Regions from separate parts of the Mus musculus genome. Here region 1 is linked to region 2. A link is a loop called in an ENCODE intact Hi-C map of the cell type or tissue named here. Cell type or tissue: heart. All regions are shown on one strand. Links, peaks and the distances in the headings refer to the core of each region. The heading gives the core; the rest is flanking DNA. Region 1 overlaps AI661453 (expressed sequence AI661453). Region 2 overlaps 1700001C19Rik (RIKEN cDNA 1700001C19 gene).

What was found. Peaks named below come from ENCODE experiments on the same cell type or tissue, not always from the same donor. Only the 100,000 strongest peaks of a DNase experiment are listed, where the experiment ranks them.
Region 1: a loop joins it to region 2, with 1.8 times the contacts of the local background. A loop is called at or near these places in 4 of 42 quality-filtered maps.

What each region holds. Positions count from the first base shown.
Region 1 is chr17:47,464,523-47,472,935 of GRCm38, forward strand. AI661453 (expressed sequence AI661453) reads left to right here. Exons shown (of 5, transcript NM_145489.2): 4 at 1,157-4,331; 5 at 4,754-6,116. The coding sequence ends at 4,871. Among named protein-coding and RNA genes, the nearest start is that of AI661453, 32 kb to the left of the region's middle. In heart, for the core only: a CTCF peak has its summit at 4,232; DNase peaks (open chromatin) are centred at 3,769 and 8,168; H3K4me3 peaks cover 1,329 bases; H3K27ac peaks cover 2,892 bases; H3K27me3 peaks cover 5,194 bases.
Region 2 is chr17:47,405,159-47,413,571 of GRCm38, forward strand. It overlaps 1700001C19Rik (RIKEN cDNA 1700001C19 gene), which reads right to left. Exons shown (of 2, transcript NM_001347584.1): 2 at 7,576-8,413. The coding sequence ends at 8,404. It also overlaps a transcript of Guca1a not described here and the pseudogene Gm5814. Among named protein-coding and RNA genes, the nearest start is that of Guca1a, 8.8 kb to the left of the region's middle. In heart, for the core only: a CTCF peak has its summit at 3,544; a DNase peak (open chromatin) is centred at 3,533; H3K4me3 peaks cover 1,034 bases; H3K27me3 peaks cover 5,251 bases.

The DNA.
Region 1 (8,413 bases), core at 365-8,364, 59 kb after region 2:
CCTTCTGCAGCTCCTAAAGGCAGCTCCTTAGCGAACCAGGCAGGTTTTCAGCCCGGGGTCTGCTCTGCAGCCCACTCTTTACCCCTCTGCTCCGAGGTCACCTTCCCAGTGGGCCTTCCTAATTAAACAGCACCTTTTAACACCCCTCCCCTGCTGTTTTTCTTACTGCCTTCCCCATGGTAATGATTGACTAGTGTATGGAATTATCGGGTTGACCCCTTATGGAGTAAGTTTCAGAGGCGGAGTTTAGAGCAAGTGGAGGAGTGTGTAAAGGCCAGAGGTCAACATCACCAAGCAGGAGCAAGGCCCTGGATTTGATCCCTAGCACAGAACAAAGCAAGGCTAAGCTTTAGTGGATAGGATCCCTCTGCTTTGTTTGTTTGTTGCTGTCAGGACACAGCGTGGGGGTTCCATTTCAGGTCCCCAGCATCACATAGCTGGGAGCAGACTCTCTCCTAAGCACTCTGAGGAGGGAAAAGGGAAAACAAGCATGGCGGAGGGAGGCGGACTCTTCGGGGAACGGGGTGCAGAAGAGGGGCGTATGGCTGCTGTCCATCTCTGTAGCAGCACTGTCCCGGCTACCTTCCTTCCTCCTCACCATCCTCAGTCCAAACACTTCGCAGGGGTTCTAAACTCTGCAGTGGGTTTCGGTAGACTTGGGTCTCCCAAAAGCGAGAGTTATCTATCTGTGCAGACTGCTTCCTCCTGTCAGCACCCAGGGCTGCTCCAGGACCTCAAGTGGGAAGCCCCTTATTAATATAAGAAGGTGTCCTGACAGCTCAGGACATAGCGGCCATTGCTGCTTCTTCAGTCGGCTTTCAGATGAAAGGGCTGGACACTAGCTAGCCCTTCAGGCACAGGTACACTAGTGTTTCCCTTGGTCAACCCCTCTCCCTGTGCCAGGCACAGAGGCCGGCTTTGTGCGGGAAAGATGGCTCAGCAGATAAGGTAAGCTACCAAATCTGAGCTGAGTTCAGTCTCCAGAGCCCATACGGTGCGAAGAGGGGCCTTGATTCCCCTAAGTCCTCAATCCACTACAAGTATACCATAGTACCTGCCCTCCTCAGACACACACATTAAAGAAACAGCAACAGCGTTAAACCACAGAGGGGTGGAGACTGGCTCAACTCCATGTCTCTGCCTCCCCTTCTTTCAGGTACCAGCACACTAGTGAATGGCAACCTCCGACTGTACAGCTCTGTGGGAGACCTGAGGCCAGCATGCTACGATCTGGACTCATCCATTCCCCCACCTCCCCCAGGCCCAGCCCCGGGGCCACCCCAGGACATTTCACAGCCTCCAGGGGAGTCCCCTCCACCACCCCCTCCTTCTGTTCCTCCTCCTCCTCCCCCTCCTCTGCTGGTGGAACCCCCACCCCCACCCAGCACAGCCCCCCCTCCACCCCCACCATTAGACATCTTATCCCCACCATCCACACCCACCCCTCCTGACTTCATCCCCCCTGCCCCACCGTCAGCTTTTCTAAGCCCCCCTCCACCTTCTTTGCCAGCCCCAGGACCCCCAGCTCCAGTCTCTCTGCACACACCTGGAACTCATCTCTTCCCCCCTGGGGCTATTACCAAGTGGAAATCAGAAGTAGCGCTCAATGGCAGGCACCCAGAGGACCCCAGAACCAGTCCCCCCAAAAGCCCTGCTGAACTAAAGAGGAGCCCCCTAGGACCTAGCCCAGAGCCCCACCTCACCTTCCCCAGGTCACCGAAGGTGCCTCCCCCAACCCCAGTCAGGACCTCATCTATCCCCGTTCAGGAAGCACCCGGCGCTTCTCCAGAGGAGGAGGAAGCCACCCAGAAGACCTCCGCCCCCAGCCCGCTGCCTCCCAGCTTCAACATCCGCCCTGCATCTCAGATTTACCCAGACAGGGCCCTGGAGCCAGAGCAACCCAGAGAGCCCAGGCCTGAGACACCAGGCAGCCCAAGGCTCAGGCAGTCTGAACCCCAGACAAATGGACAAGCTGGAGCTCCGCCCCCAGCCCCTCCCTTGCCTCCACCGGCTCCCCCACTCCCTCCGCCAGCACCCTCCCTGCCCCCAGCTGCTCCTCCTCTGCCCTCTACCGAGCTGGCAGCCCCTCCATCTTCTGGATTTATGAAGACCTCCAAATCCAACTCACCTGCTCTCAAACCCAAGCCCAAACCCCCCAGTGTGGAGGACACAGCCTCGTCAGAACCCGTTGACTGGAGAGACCCCCGGCAGATGGAGAAGCTTCGAAGTGAGCTGTCAGCCTATCTCTGTGGGACCAGGAAAGAGGATCGGTCACTCAGCCACCGGCCAGGCCCTACTGTGGCCTTGAAGGACAAGGAGAACAATAAGGGCACCAGCCTGTCAGAGGAGGCAGCTCCTCCAAGCCTGCCTGAGAAGGTACACCCCTGTATTCCTGAGAAGAGCCCCTCCAGCAGCAGCCTGCCAGAGAGAGAAGCCACCAGCAGCCTGGTCCTACCCCCTGTGGACTACATTGCCCAGGATACTCCAGCCCCCAGTGTCAGGCAGATCCGGAGTGAGCTAGAGGCTCGGTTTGCCTCCTCAGCTGAGAAAGAAGCCAAGCCCAGCTTAGCATCTCTGCCCCCCAAGCCCAGGCTGGAAGGGGGAAGAACCTTTGAAAATGGAACTGATAATGGCAGATTCCATAAGCCTGCCACCAAGAATCCACCCCAGCCATCTACCACCCCTCTGCCCACCACAATACTCCAGCCCAAAGTTGTACCTGGTCCAGCAACATCACCCAAGGTCACACCTGGGCCAGCCACACCATTCAAGCCTACACCAGGGCAGGCCATACTACCTAAGGCCACACCTGGGCTAACTTTACCACTCAAGCCTACACCTGAGCAGACCACATCACCCAAGAACACTCCTGGGAAGGCCACACCACTCAAGGACACACCTGGGCAGGCCACAACACCCAAGGACACACCTGGGCAGGACACACCACCCAAGGACACACCCGGGCAAGCAGCGGTACTCAAGAACGCACCTGAGCTGTCCACCCCATCATCTCAGCTGATGGCAGAGAAGGACCTTGCCTCTGTGAGGCAGAGAGAAAAGCCAGAAACTCAAGAAGACCCAGTGGCTACCCAACTGTCCACAAATGGCACCCTCTCTCCTCCAGCTCTCCCACCAAAGATGTCTACCAGTGGAGAAGAGGCACCATTTCTCTACAGACCCCATCGCAGCCAGAATAGCCACAGCCGAGGGGTTGCTGTAGTGACTCCCACTCGGGCCAGAGGGGAGGCTCCAGACTCAGGGGATGTAGTGGATGAAAAGGAGCTACAAAACCATCCGGCCAAATCTCTCACGCCAGGCCAGCCAGCTGATCAACTCCTCAGACACCCGGTGACTGGGGAAGTGGTGGAGCGGGGCTCCCCAATGGCCCTGCTCCTTGCAGCCAGACAGAGGGCACAGAAGACTAGGACTGGAGGGACTGCGATTGGACGGTCCTCTTTGCCAGGGAGTCTCCGTGACCATAGCAACCAACCAGAGGCCAGCTCTGATAGCATCTTTTACAGAGGTAGCCGGCCCAATTCCTTCATTGTGGTCCCTAAGGTGCCCAGTGAGACAGAGGACTCCCATCTGACCTCAGCACGGCCCACGGGGCCCAGTCATTGGAAGCCCCAGCAGGGACCAGACACACAAGGCTCAGAGCCTACCTACAGGCATGGGTGGACCAAGGCCGAAACCCCAGCCCCTGTGGCCCGGGAAAGACCAGCTCCCTCAAGTTTACCCCAGAGCCGCGCCCTTCCCAAGTCTTTCTCTTCCCCGCCCTCTCCTTCCTACAAGAGGGAAGAGGAGGAGGAGGAGTTCAGCTTTGATATCATTCCTCCGCCGCCAGAGTTCAGCAACGATCCTGAGCCTCCGGCCCCTGGGCAGCAGCATCAGGGTCGTCGCGGGTCCCCACCCAGGAACAACTTCTCTGACTTAGGGCAGTCCTGGGGCCCCAATCCGACTCCTGGCTTCTCGCGCTTCCGGGGGACTCAATACCCGGAGTCCGGGGGCCTAGATCGCTTCTCAGGCAGCGGACGATCGCTCATCAAGAAACGCTTGTACGTCGGGGAGTCCCATCGCAACCCCGGGATGCCCCGTGGCTCTACTGGTCGCAGCCTGAGCTCCCCTAACTGCTTCGGACCGCAGCCAGGAGGACCTGAGATGCGACGGGTCAACTCTGCGGGCCGCGCGGCCCCCGGAGGTCTGCACGCACGGAGGCTGTCGCTGGAGGGCGCCCGGGGTGCCACCGAGGTCAAGTTCAAGGCGCCAGGTGGTGGCGGTGGTAGTAGCAGCAAAGCTGGGGACTATGGCTTTGTCCCTGCCAAAGGTAGCAGGTGAGCTGGGTTCTCTTAAGATGAAAGGATCTCTGGGGGTGCGGTAAACAGAGCTAATGCCAAGGCCTCGGGCCATCGCCTGCGACTTACTAAGAGAGGAAGGCCCAGATTCTCAAGAGGGTGCTGTTGGCTAGTGCCTTCCTTCCCTACAGGCTTCTTCACCCACCTCTTCCTCTGGAGTTTCAGGACTTCAAATCAGTATAGAGGAAAGGGAGACCTAGTGGCCCGGGGTGGAAAGACAGACCCAGGCTGAGAGCACAGGAGTTTGAGTGAACAGAGGGTAAAAAGGGTGCTCCACTCTGGAGGTCAGGAATGCAGTATCACATTCTAAGGTGTTCTGCCCTGGGGAGGGCCGGTAGAGTGAGGACCAACCAGCTGCGTGTGAGCTTCACCTCTCTGCTCTCCACTCCTTCTCCTTCCAGGTCTCCTCACGGCAACACCCACTATGGAAGCCCCATCAATACATTCACCGTGAGACCTGGGACCCGCCATCCCATCTCCTACGCCTACCCTGGGACTCATCGGAAAGCCACTTCCTGAGCCATTCGGTTCAGTCGGCTGACTTCTAGGGGTTGGATCTGGGCAGTTGTTTTGCAGGGGTGGGGGTGGGAGGTCGCACAAGGTATTATAGGTCCCAGCTCAGACACAGCTGAGAGCCATTGTGCTGGAAGGCAGACAGATGGATGTAGCAGAGGACTGTGGAAGACAGAAAGCACCAAGGGACAGCTTGGCTGGGGACTGCTGGCAGGTGGGGGTGGGGGTGGGGGAGCTTGCTGGGCCCTGTTTCTGCTATCTGGTGCTGTCTGTGTTAGCAAGGAGGATTGAAACCCATGGAGGTGACAGTTTGCCTGTCAGAGCCTCACAAACGATGGCGCTGGCTGTCTTTAACCTCTGCCTGTTACACTGGACAGGTAATGGCTGCCCTTCCTAGCCGCTTGGAGATGAGTTTATACCATTTGCACAACACAGGGCTCTGCCTCAGGAGCCTTATGTACCTGCCAGGGCCAAGCAGGGCCATTCCCCCTTGGCACTTGCTCACGAGGAGGCCTTGAGAAGTCTGGGTTGGGAGATGGAGGATGAAGGCTTGCTTTTCCATTCAGGCCCATGAAGTCCTGGTTTAAGGGATTGGGCCCAAGGAACATGGAGATGGGTCTTGGAAGGTCAAGGTAGCCTGCTAGAGCCAGTTCAGAGCAGGGGAGACTTGCCAACAGGGTGACCATTTGTCCTCTGCCTGGATGGTCCAGGGTTATATCAGTGAACTGGAATATATGTGTATATATTCTAATATGCATCCTGGTTTGTGTGTTGTGTTAACTACAACAGGAACAATAGAGGGGAGTGGCTGGGCCTGGGACCAGGTCCAGGCAGATGGGAAAGGAAGAGCAGAGTGGTCTGCCTCAGGTGAGCAAGGGCAGACAAGAGGAAGTCCCCTCTGGGGGCTTGGTGACCTGTGGTCCCAGCTGCAGTGCCAGGTGGCTGGGACAGCAGGTGAACCACTTCAGGTAAAGATCGTGCAGAGATGCTGGCACCGGGTGGCTTGGGCTAGCCGGCTGACAGCTTCTCTATGATCACAGAGCCAAGCCCATCAACATAGCCTTGGTCTATAAATGGGTTTTCTCTAAGTAGGGTTTTAGAAGAGTTTGACAATTCATCTGCTGCGTCAAGAAGAAGTAGAGTAGGGTGTGGTCTCCCAGTGACAGCGTGCTCTGGGGTGGGTGGGGAAGGGCTTGGACTCACTCGGCAATGGGAAATAAACAGCCAGTTTGGACTGGTCCCTGTTCTGCAGCTGTAGGTTGGTGACTTAAATCTACCCAGGCATTATGGAGTGCTAGCAGTGCTCACCTGGACAGTGCCGAGCACAGGGGCCAGGCCCAGAGGTGAAGTCAGATGGTAAAGCAACTGTCCTCAAGCAAGTCTCTCTGATTGCCTGAACCTCAGATTCTTCTCCTGGATAGTAACCAGACCTCATCAATGCCAAAGAATGGAGACAGCCATGTGTTCCTTCTGGGACAGCACTGACAATGTGGTTTCTGTCTAAAGCCTGGCATGGTGCCACGGACCTATAATCCCAGCACTGAGAAAATGCAGGCAGGAGCATACAGTCTAAGGCCAGCCTTAGCTACGTGAAACCCCATCTCAAACTGAAACAAACCAACAAAAAACAAAGGAGCTGGGAACAGAAGTAAAAATAATTAGCTTAGAAGAGGCACGGATGCCAGCCTAGGCACGGAGGCCACTGCGGCTGGGGGTTGGCCCAGCAGGTAAAGCATAAGGACTTGAACTCAGCCCCAGGCAGGAGGGATGGCTCCCCGGGAAGGGCTTGCCTTGTAAACAAATCCCCAACCCACATAAAACGCTATGCTTGGAGCCTGCTTGGAATCCTGGCAAGGAGGGAGACGGAATCTGGCCACACTGCCGCTCTAAGTTTAAGACCCAGGTCAATGAGGGAACCTGTCTCAAGCTAGATGACCTTCCTGAGGGTTATGCCTGCGGCTGCCCTCCAGCTCTCTCTCTCTCTCTCTCTCTCTCTCTCTCTCACCCCCTCCCTCCCCCCCCCCACATGCATGTGCACACGCACACAGATAAAAAGGGGTACACACAAGCCAGGCGTGGCAGTGTACACCTTTAATCCCAGCACTTGGAGGAAGAGGAAGGTGGATCTCTGTGAGTTCAAGGCCAGCCTGGTCTACATAGCAAATTTCAAGACATACAGGACTGTCCGTCCCCCCCCCCCCAGGCAGGATTTCTCTGTATAGCCCTGGCTGTCCTGGAACTCACTTTGTAGACCAGGCTGGCCTCAAACTCAGAAATCTGCCTGCCTCTGCCTCCCGAGTGCTGGGATTACCACGCCCGGCAGGGCTGTCTTTTTTTTTTTTTTAAAAGAGGAGCACGCAGAAATGTTAAATATTATTATGATTATTATTATTTTAAACGTCAATGAAATGGCCCAGGGGTAAAGCAGGCTTGATGGTCTGGCAGCCTGAGTTCAGACCCGGGGATCTGCATGGAGGGAGGTGAGAACTGACTCCAGGTTGTCCTCTGGTTTCTACATGTTTTCCCTACTCACAGGCACAAAATAAATTAAAATACAAAATACACCTTTGATCCCAGCAACTGAGAGGCAGAGAGCCCTGGAGGTGCAGTAGCGGGGTCATGGGGGTTAACCCAGGATAAGGACCCCACAGTTGCTGCTCTATTCCCCACCCCCACCCCACCCCGCCTCTTGTAGCCCAGACTGACTACAAATTGCTATGTATCAAGACTGGCCTTGAACTCTCCAATCCTCCTGCCTGAACCTTCAAGAGTGCTGGACACCACCATGCCCAGCTCTACAGTTCTATTTATTCCTTTTAACTGTAGTACTGAGAGTTGAACCCAGGGCCTCCTGCATGCTAGGCATGTGCTCTACGGATGAGCTATCCCCCCTACCCCCACCCCTCCTAACGAGCTGTGTGCTTGCATTTCCACTAGCTGGTCTGAAAATGACAGGTCTGAACTTCAGCTGTGTGTGTCTGACTCTTTGCTGGGTCCTTGCCTGAGTCCTCGAGAGCTTCCCATCACAAAGATAACCATTTTTACACGTTATCCTGGCCCTCCACACATCCTTCATCCACATCCTTCAGGCTGAAACCTCCCGACACTTACATAACCCTGACCGTTGGGAAAGTTTGCTCACTCTCTGGTTGCTTAGGACGGTCCTCTAACATTTACTGGGGTGTTAAGTCTCCCGTTTGCATTGCAGCGGTGAGGAAATCAAGCCTCCAACGCAGGAATCAAGTTGCTCCAAATAGCTGACCTGACTCACACCCTCGCCCTCCTGTTTCCTCACAGCTGCCTGTCTTCTAGCTGTGACCATTCCCTCTGGCTCAGCCTTTCCTAAGGGCTCCCACCCACCCACATTCCTTCCATTCAGCCAGCACGGTGGGATCGGGGAGGAAAACGGGAAAAAGCGGCTCTACTGCCAATAAGTGGAGAGCTGAGGTTGGTGATAGTGCGCCAGGGTCTGGTTGGCCACACCTTAGTTTCAGAAGCCATACTGTGTGAACCTAGCCCTGGTGAGCCAGCCTGGCTTAGAGCAGCAA
Region 2 (8,413 bases), core at 303-8,302:
TAGAACTGCAAATAGTTGTGTGGCCAGGCTACCCTTAGGAACCTAGAAGCTTCCAGAAGGTAGATATCCTCAATTCCTCTCTATATCCTTCAACACCCACTGCCTCCTAGTCTGTGCTGTTACTATGTGCTGGTCCTTCCTCTTCACCACATGCAAGCAGACACTCATCCCCAAAGACTGGCTCTCCTCTCTTCTCTGACCCAGAGCTGGCTTGTCCACTGAGATGCTCTAGATGAGAAGGAAGAGGCAGGAGAGATGGACTGGGTACCGCCGCCTTCACACCTTGCTGCTGCTGGGTCACATGGTGGAGAAATGGACTCTCCTGGGTTCAGCCCCAGTTCTTGAGTTCCCACGGCAACACTTCCCCAGTCCCCCTTCCCTCAGCAGGTAAGGTGTGTCCTTCTGCTGCTGCTCACTGGGATGTCACCTACAACTGCATCCATGTGTCTGTTCTCAGTCCTCTCAATGTTCCCCTGTGATGTTTTTTTTTTTAATGTGTATGGATGTTTTGCCTGTGTGATGGTTTGTATGCTCTGCCCAGGGAATGACACTATTAGAAGGTATAGCCGTATTGGAGTAAGTGTGGCCTATTGGAGTAGGTGTGTCACTGTGGGCGTGGGCTTTGTCCTAGCTTTCTGGAAGCCAATCTTCCACTAGCTGCCTTCAGATGAAGATGTAGAACTCTCAGCTCCTCCTGCACCATTCCTGCCTGGATGCTGCCATACTCCCACTTTGATGATACTGGACTGAACCTCTGAAACTATAAGCCAATTAAATGTTGTCCTTTATAAGAGTTGCCACGATCATGGTGTCTGTTCATAGCAATAAAACCCTAAGACAGAAGTTGGTACTAGGAGCAGGGCATTGCTGTGATAGGCCTGACCATGCTTTTATTTAGAAGAATGTAGATTTTGGAAATTTGGATTTGGAAAGCAGTGGAATGCTTTAAATGGGACTTAATGGGTCATCCTAGTAGGAATATGGAAGACTTTGTTGCGGGGAGTGATTTGAACTGTGTTGACCTGGCCCAAGAGGTTTCAATGCAGAATAATTTCAATATGTAGCCTAGAGACTATTTTTATGGTAATTTGATGAACAATGTGACTGCTTTTTGCCCTTGTCTGAAGAGTCTACCTGAGTCTAAGGTAAAGAGATTTATATTAATTGCATTGACAAAGGAAGTCTCAAAAAAGCCCAGCAGAGACTTTGTTCTCTGGTTAAGTCTCATGTAAAGTGTTTTGAATAAGCATAGCAAGCTTAGAAATGAAAAATATAAAATATATGGTTCCAGTATTAAAGGGGCATCAGGAAGGGAAATGGGACTGAATCCTCTGTTCTAGAGACAACAGAGTAAGGGATTTGGGGACAAGATCCTACCCAGCTAAATTTAGATCCAGGCATAGTGGTACACACCTTTCATCCTAGAAGACAAGCCAAACAGATCTCTGAGTTCAAGGCCAGCCTAGGACAAAGCAGGTTCTAGGTGAAGAAAAGCTTAAATCCAGGCATTGGTGGTACATGCCTCTAATCCCAGCATTACAGGAGACAGCCATGCAGATCTCTGAGTTCAAGGTCAATCTACAGAGCCAGTCCCAGGACAGCAAATCTTAGGTAGTGTGGGAGTTGGAAAACAGAAAGTTGGTAATAAAATAAGGCAGGGGGGCAAGTTTCAGCAAGCAGCAAACCTCAGCAACTTCAGCCATGTGGCTCTGGCTTTAGAGTCAAAACCAAAAGGGACGACTAGACAATTTATGCAAGGGAATGTTTTCTGAAAGCACAAAGAAGCTATGTTCCAGAGATAGTCAAGGTTGTACCTTGTGCTGCAGCTGGACTTGGTAATGTGTAAAAGTCACCCAGGTGGTACTGGTTTTGAAGGCAATGAAGGGGTCTTGAAGAGCAGCTGAGGCTTGGCACTGTGAGAGACCTTGGAAAGCCATTGGTGATGGTACAGCCTCAGTTGCAATTGATGGCCCTGGACTGAGGGGTTCATGCAAAGAAGTTAAGGCTTGGCACCATGAGAGGCTATTCGCGAAGTCTAGTTGCAGCAGAAGACCCCAGCATCATCTCATTGGAGATGCCAGTACCATGAGATGATCACCAAGAACAGCAGCAACAATAGAGTGGATTAACCTGAGCTTAGAGAGCTACAGAGAGCAGAGCTGGAAAAGTGACACAAGTCCTTTAGAGGAGCCCAGAAGATCATGTGTGGATCCCAGACACTGGAACAAGAAGCTGGAATGTTGAAGTTGCCTTGGAGGCCCCGAAGATGTTTGACATGCCAGATCTGTGGGCTATCTGCTGAGGAAAGCTGCTAACAGGGAGTGGAACCAGCAAACCAGGAAAAGAAGTTTGTTGCAGTCAACAAAGATGAGAAAGCAGTTGGAGATCTGAAGACTTCTTTGATATCAGACATGGAGATGCAGAGTTTGGAGTTTGCCCAGGGTTTCCTGTCTTGATTCAGGGATTACAGTTAAGAGATTGAATGGATCTCAGAAGAGACTTTGAATTTTAGACTTTTAACATTGTTGGTGCTGCTATAAACTATGGGAACTTTGGAAGTTGGGCTAAATGTAATTTTTTATTATGCTATGGGTAGATATGACCCCACATAGACTCATGTGTTTGAACAAGCTTATGGGGGCCAGGGAATGGAATGTGATGGTTTATATATTCTTAGCCCAGGGAATGACACTATTAGAGGGTTCGGCCCTGTTGGAGTAGGTGTGGCCTATTGGAGTGGGTGTGTCACTGTGGGCGTGGGCTTTGTCCTAGCTTTCTGGAAGCCAGTCTTCCACTAGCAGCCTTGAGATGAAGATGTAGAACTCTCAGCTCCTCCTGTACCATTCCTGATTGTGCTGCCATTGAGGCTGCCATGTTTCCTCCTTGATGATACTGGACTGAACCTCTAAACCTGTTAGCCAGGCCCAATTAAGTGTTGTCCTTATAAGAGTTGCTATGTCCTTATTAGGCTGTCCTTTTAAGACAGCCTGCATGCATGTCTGTGCACTGTGTGTGTGTGTGCTGTTCCCATAGAAACCAGAAGGGGGCGTGGGATCCTCCAGAACTGAAGTTATACATTGTTCTAGCTTAGGGTACTGGGAACCAATTGGGGTCCTCTGGAAAAGCAGTCAGGGCACTCAACCACTGAGCCTTTGTCCAGCCCCCTTGAGTAATATTTTTTGAGAGTAACATCTTGATTTGTTTAACTGGGAATTGAAACTAGGCAAGCTCTCGATAGGCACGCACGAGGATAAAAACAGGGAAGTCCGAGGTGCATGTGTAGTCACAGAAAGGCATGGCGAGGATAGGCGAGCGTCATGCTGCTGTGGATAGTTTTATAGCTGAATAAAATGGACCAAGAAGCATGGGTGGGTCAGGAGAAGGATGGCAGAAGTTGGGGTACGGTGAGATCACTCTGACTCCTAAGTACATAACAGAATCCTGAGCGAACTGTTAATGCTGGGATTAAGACACTCCACTCCACTCCATCCTGGTCAGAGCACGGGGCTGAGGAGCGCTGGAGGCTGTACTTCTGAGGTGAAACTCTAGGGGGCGCAGAGGCTCTGGCTTATAGAGTTAAACTCCTGCTGAAAACCCAACCCTGCACCCTCAGTATGGATCGAATGGTCTGGAAGGGCGCAGATGATTCTGGCGGTTTCTCTGTCTCTCAAAGGAAGACCCAGTTCTCACTGTTGTAGTAAGATTAATTTATTGAATAAAGGATTAAGACCCCTTATTATACACAGCCTGAACACAGCACTCATCTGTGATGCTTCTCCAAACTCCATCAAAATGGCAATAAATGATTATTAAGTACAAGTCCCAAGAGATTGAGGCAGACGACAGACAAGATGTACACAGTGGTGTATGCCTGTAATCCCAGAACCCAGGAGAGGCTGAGGTAGGAAGATGGCAAGTTCCAGTCCTGTCCGGGGCCACAGCAAGATCCAGGCTAGCCTGGGCTACAAGATAAAAACCCCTGCCTCAAAAGGTCAGGTTGGAAAAGGGAGCTGGCAAGGATGGTGATTGATTAGAGTGGAGAACATTGAAACCTCCGTGTTCTCAAGGAAGGGAAGAGGGGTACAAACACAGATCTAACCTAGCCACAGAGGCTTGGGTCTCAAAAAGGGAGCGTACCAGGACGCCTGGAGCCAAGGCTGAGATGCAAGATGTGGGGGTCATAAAATAGGATTGGTCAAAAGCTCATGCAAAAGAAAATGAGCTGCACAAATGGGGTGGGGGTGGGGTGCGTGTGGGTGTGTTTGGGGGTGTGTGCATATGTGTGTGTGTTTGGTGGTTTCTGCGTGTGTGTGAAACAGGGTCTTGCTGTGTATCCCTGGTCAACCTGGAACTTGATATATAGACCAGGCTGCCCTGATCTCATAGATATTGACCTGCCTTGCCTCTGCCTCCTGAGTGCTGGGATTAAAGGTGTACAACACCAGATACGCTCTGTACAGCTAGCGAATAGGCATCCTAGCCTCTGTTCCCTGTGACCCGGTTGAAAGCTATGCTGCTGGACTGACAAAGAGGCCCCAGTCTGGGGGTTAGGGGTAGGGGTTTGGCACAGAGGATGGGAGAACCCTCTGAAAGTAGGGTACAATGGACAAATTGATAGAATGAGCCGTGGTTAAATGGCCACCCCACTCCTTCCCACACAGGTTCCTTGAACCCTGACTGGTGGGCAGAAGAGCTGCAGGTGGCTTGGTTTCAGCCAGGGTTGGCAGGCTGAAGGAGTGCCCATCACAAACAGCTGGCAGCACGGGTTAGAACAGCCCCTCTCTGGGGTCCTTTCTGTCTTCTCTCCATAACGATCTTTTCAGAGAAAGTGTCCTATCTCTCCCTACACCAGCCTCGACTCCTGTGTGCAGCTATGTTCCATCCAACAGCAGCTGCTGGAATTCAGGGCAGAATTGTGACTCACAAAGGAGAGCAGCCCTGATGCACCCAGGTGCGCTGCTGACAAGCATGGCCAGCTTGTTGCATGAGAACCCACATATAGGAGCTTGTTATTCCGTGGTATAAGTGATCTCATGATGGCTGATTCCGTAGTCACTGAAATCACAGAATTGGTAAAAGAACAACCCAGAGTCGCTCGTCTCCGTGGCTTCTCCGAGGCGGAAAGTTGGACCGGCGGCGGAAGTTTTGAGGACTCGGCCCGAGCTCGGTCCGTGAGGGTCGTGCAGACGAGCAGAGCAGCGGCGATGCGGCCCCTGGACGCGGTGGAGCTGGCGGAGCCCGAGGAGGTGGAGGTGCTGGAGCACGAGGAGGGCTTCGAGCAGTTTCTGCTGCCCGTCATCCACGAGATGCGCGAGGACATCGCGTCGCTGACGCGCGAGCGCGGGCGCGGGCCGGCGCGCAACCGGGGCAAGCTGTGGGAGATGGACAATATGCTGATCCAGATCAAGACGCAGGTCGAGGCCTCCGAGGAGAGCGCCCTCAACCACCTGCAGGGCGCGGGCGGCGCCGAGCCCCGCGGCCCCCGGGCGGAGAAGGCCGACGAGAAGGCGCAGGAGATGGCGAAGATGGCCGAGATGCTGGTGCAGCTCGTGCGGCGGATAGAGAAGAGCGAGTCTTCGTGAGGAGCCGGCCGCGGTTTCCAGCCAATGGATTCTGGTTGAGTAATGGCGATTGGCTGACATGACACCCTGGAGAAGCTGAAACCAGAGAGCCTTTTGTTTTCCTTTTTTTTTTCTCCTTCTTTTTTTTTTTTCTTTTCTTTTCCCCTCTGTCTTCCCTCTGTTTCTCACTGACACTACGTTTCTGCTATGGTCTGCGGTTGGCGACCTCGATATGAGTTTTTGATTATTCAGTGGTTCCTTTTTTTTGTTTGTTTGGGGGAAATAACTTTGATTTGGAAAATGCGCTCACATACGGGAATTAGGGCCTAGATTGTAAGCCCTGTGGCAGTTGAATAACGTTCATTCCTGGCCTTTGGTTGTTGTTCCTAAATTTTGAGGTGCTTTGCTCTTTCTTGGGTGACCTGATAGCTCCCTGAACTTTGGATCTCTGTGACACTTGAGACTCGGAGTTGAAGCTCACCGCCTCTGAAAGTTCTGAAGGAGCTGTGTTAATTCTCGAAGACTCCATGCAGCAATGGCAGAAGAGACCAGACTTCATCTGGGACAGTGGATGGGCCTTACATGGCTAGGACTGATGACCTGGGAGAAGGGTCGGAGGATAGTATTGTTTCTATTGGGGGACTTTAATTTCTGTGTGAGACCAAAGGAGGAGAGATGTATTTTGTGCAAAATTTAAATTTTATGTGCTACACTATCTATTGTAACCTGCCTGGTGAGTTTGTTGGGACAGCCTAACTCATTTCTAAAAGAAATGGAACCTCGGATGGGAGAAGAGGTCTTGTTAGTCTGTACAAGTTGGTATCCCCATATATTCGAGGAGATCCTGGCCATAAAATGAAAGATCCTTGCAATACCCTGTGTGGCCTAGGAAGGAAAACCTGCAATGGACCCAAAACTTAAAAGAAGAGGCGTCTTAAAGGTTCATATGTAGTCGAGCTATAAATGTATGAGTGGCAGACCTGATAAGTGTTTGAGGTCAAAACCCTTACCATGTTGTAAACAAAATCTTACATGTTAATAAAAGTATTCGTTTGCTTGAAAAAAAAAAAAAAAAGAACAACCCAGTTAGCTGTGGATGGCCAGTATGGACACCTCTCAGGCCACTGCTGCAAACCTAATGGTCTCTGTCATCACCCACCTCTTCCATGACCACAGAGCCCTTAAAACTTGCAAGTCTTAGCCAGGTGGCAGTGGCACACTCCTTTAATCCTAGCACTCAGGAGACAGAGACAGGCAGATCTCTGAGTTCATGGCCAGCTTGGTCTAAAGAGTTCCAGAACAGTTGGGGTTACATAGAGAAACCCTGCTTTTAAAAAAACCTAAGACAGCCTGGCAGTGGTGGCGCACGTCTTTAATCCCAGCACTTGGGAGGCAGAGGCAGGCAGATTTCTGAGTTCGAGGCCAGCCTGGTCTACAAAGTGAGTTCCAGGACAGCCAGGGCTACACAGAGAAACCCTGTCTCGAAAAACAAACAAAAAAAACCAAAAAAACACAAAAAACAAAAACAAAACAAAAAACCTCCTAAGACTTGCAAGTCTAATCAGCCATTCTGGACCATATGAGAGAATAGGAATGAGGGCTTCCGCCCCAGCAAAAGCTTGGGATGGTAGTGCATTTCCATAATCCCAGCACTCCGTGGACAGAGTCACAAAGATTGTGAGTTCAAGGTCAACCTTAAACTACATAGTGAGGTTAAGGCCAGCCTGCTCTACACAGCAAAACTCTTGTCTCAAAAAGTCAGAAACTCACAAAGCTTGTGGAACAAGCAATGCAAACAACAGAAGACAGATCTGGGGATTGAGAGATGGGTCAGAGGCTAAGAGCAGTGACTGCTCGTTCAAAGGTCCTGAGTTCAATTCCCAGGACCCACATGGTGGCTCACAACCATCTGTAATGGGATCTGGTGATCTTTTCTGGTGTGTCTGAAGATAGTGACAGTGTATAAATAAATAAATAAATAAATAAATAAATAAATAAATGAATAAGGCAGAAATAATAAGCCTGTCTTGGTGGTGTACACCTTTAATCTCAGCACTCAGGAAGCAGAGGCCAGCAGCTCTCTGAGTTTGAGGCCAGACTCGCCTACATAGTGAGTTCCAGGACAGCCAGGGCTATACAGAGAGACTCTGTCTTTCCCCACCCCCAAAACCAACAACAACAAAAAAGCCAGAAACAATTAGGAACATAGCTTAATTCGTAGTAGGCTTGTCTAGCATGCACGACCCCTCAGTAGACCAGGAGTGTGGTCTACTGTGTCCTTGACAGGTAAGACAGGAAGGTCAAAAGTTACTCTCAGCTACATAACAAATTTGAGACCGGGATGGACTGTGTGAAACCCTGTCAAAACAAAACAAACGGTCGTTTTTACAGGAGCAGTTACTAAAAACGTGCTCATTTTCTGCATGTCTCCACGCCCTCACGGTTATTACAGTCTGAGGTAACGACCTCAAGAGAGAGCAGGATCCACACACAGGCAGCCGTTTTTAGCTTTGAGGAGCCTTAGCGAAGTGTGGCCCCATGGGAATTCTGAGGTCAGCACTGACTGACAGTTGGCCCTGGGAGAAGCAGGGACTAAGAGGAAACCCTTTCAATTCTCCAGGCCCTTCTGAATAAACTCACCAGGTGGCAACCCTATCCATTTAGGTGCCAGGAAAGAAAAGGGCAAAGTTTATTGCTATTGAGAAGAGGCCTCCCTCAGCTGTCACGGCATACCTGGCTAGCCCAGGTATACACTGCTTCTCCAGGCAGGAATGATCTTTCCCTCTGGGACCCAGGACCATAGGATGAAGGTGCAGGATGGGGACTTCCAGATGCCGCAGACCTAGGTGCGC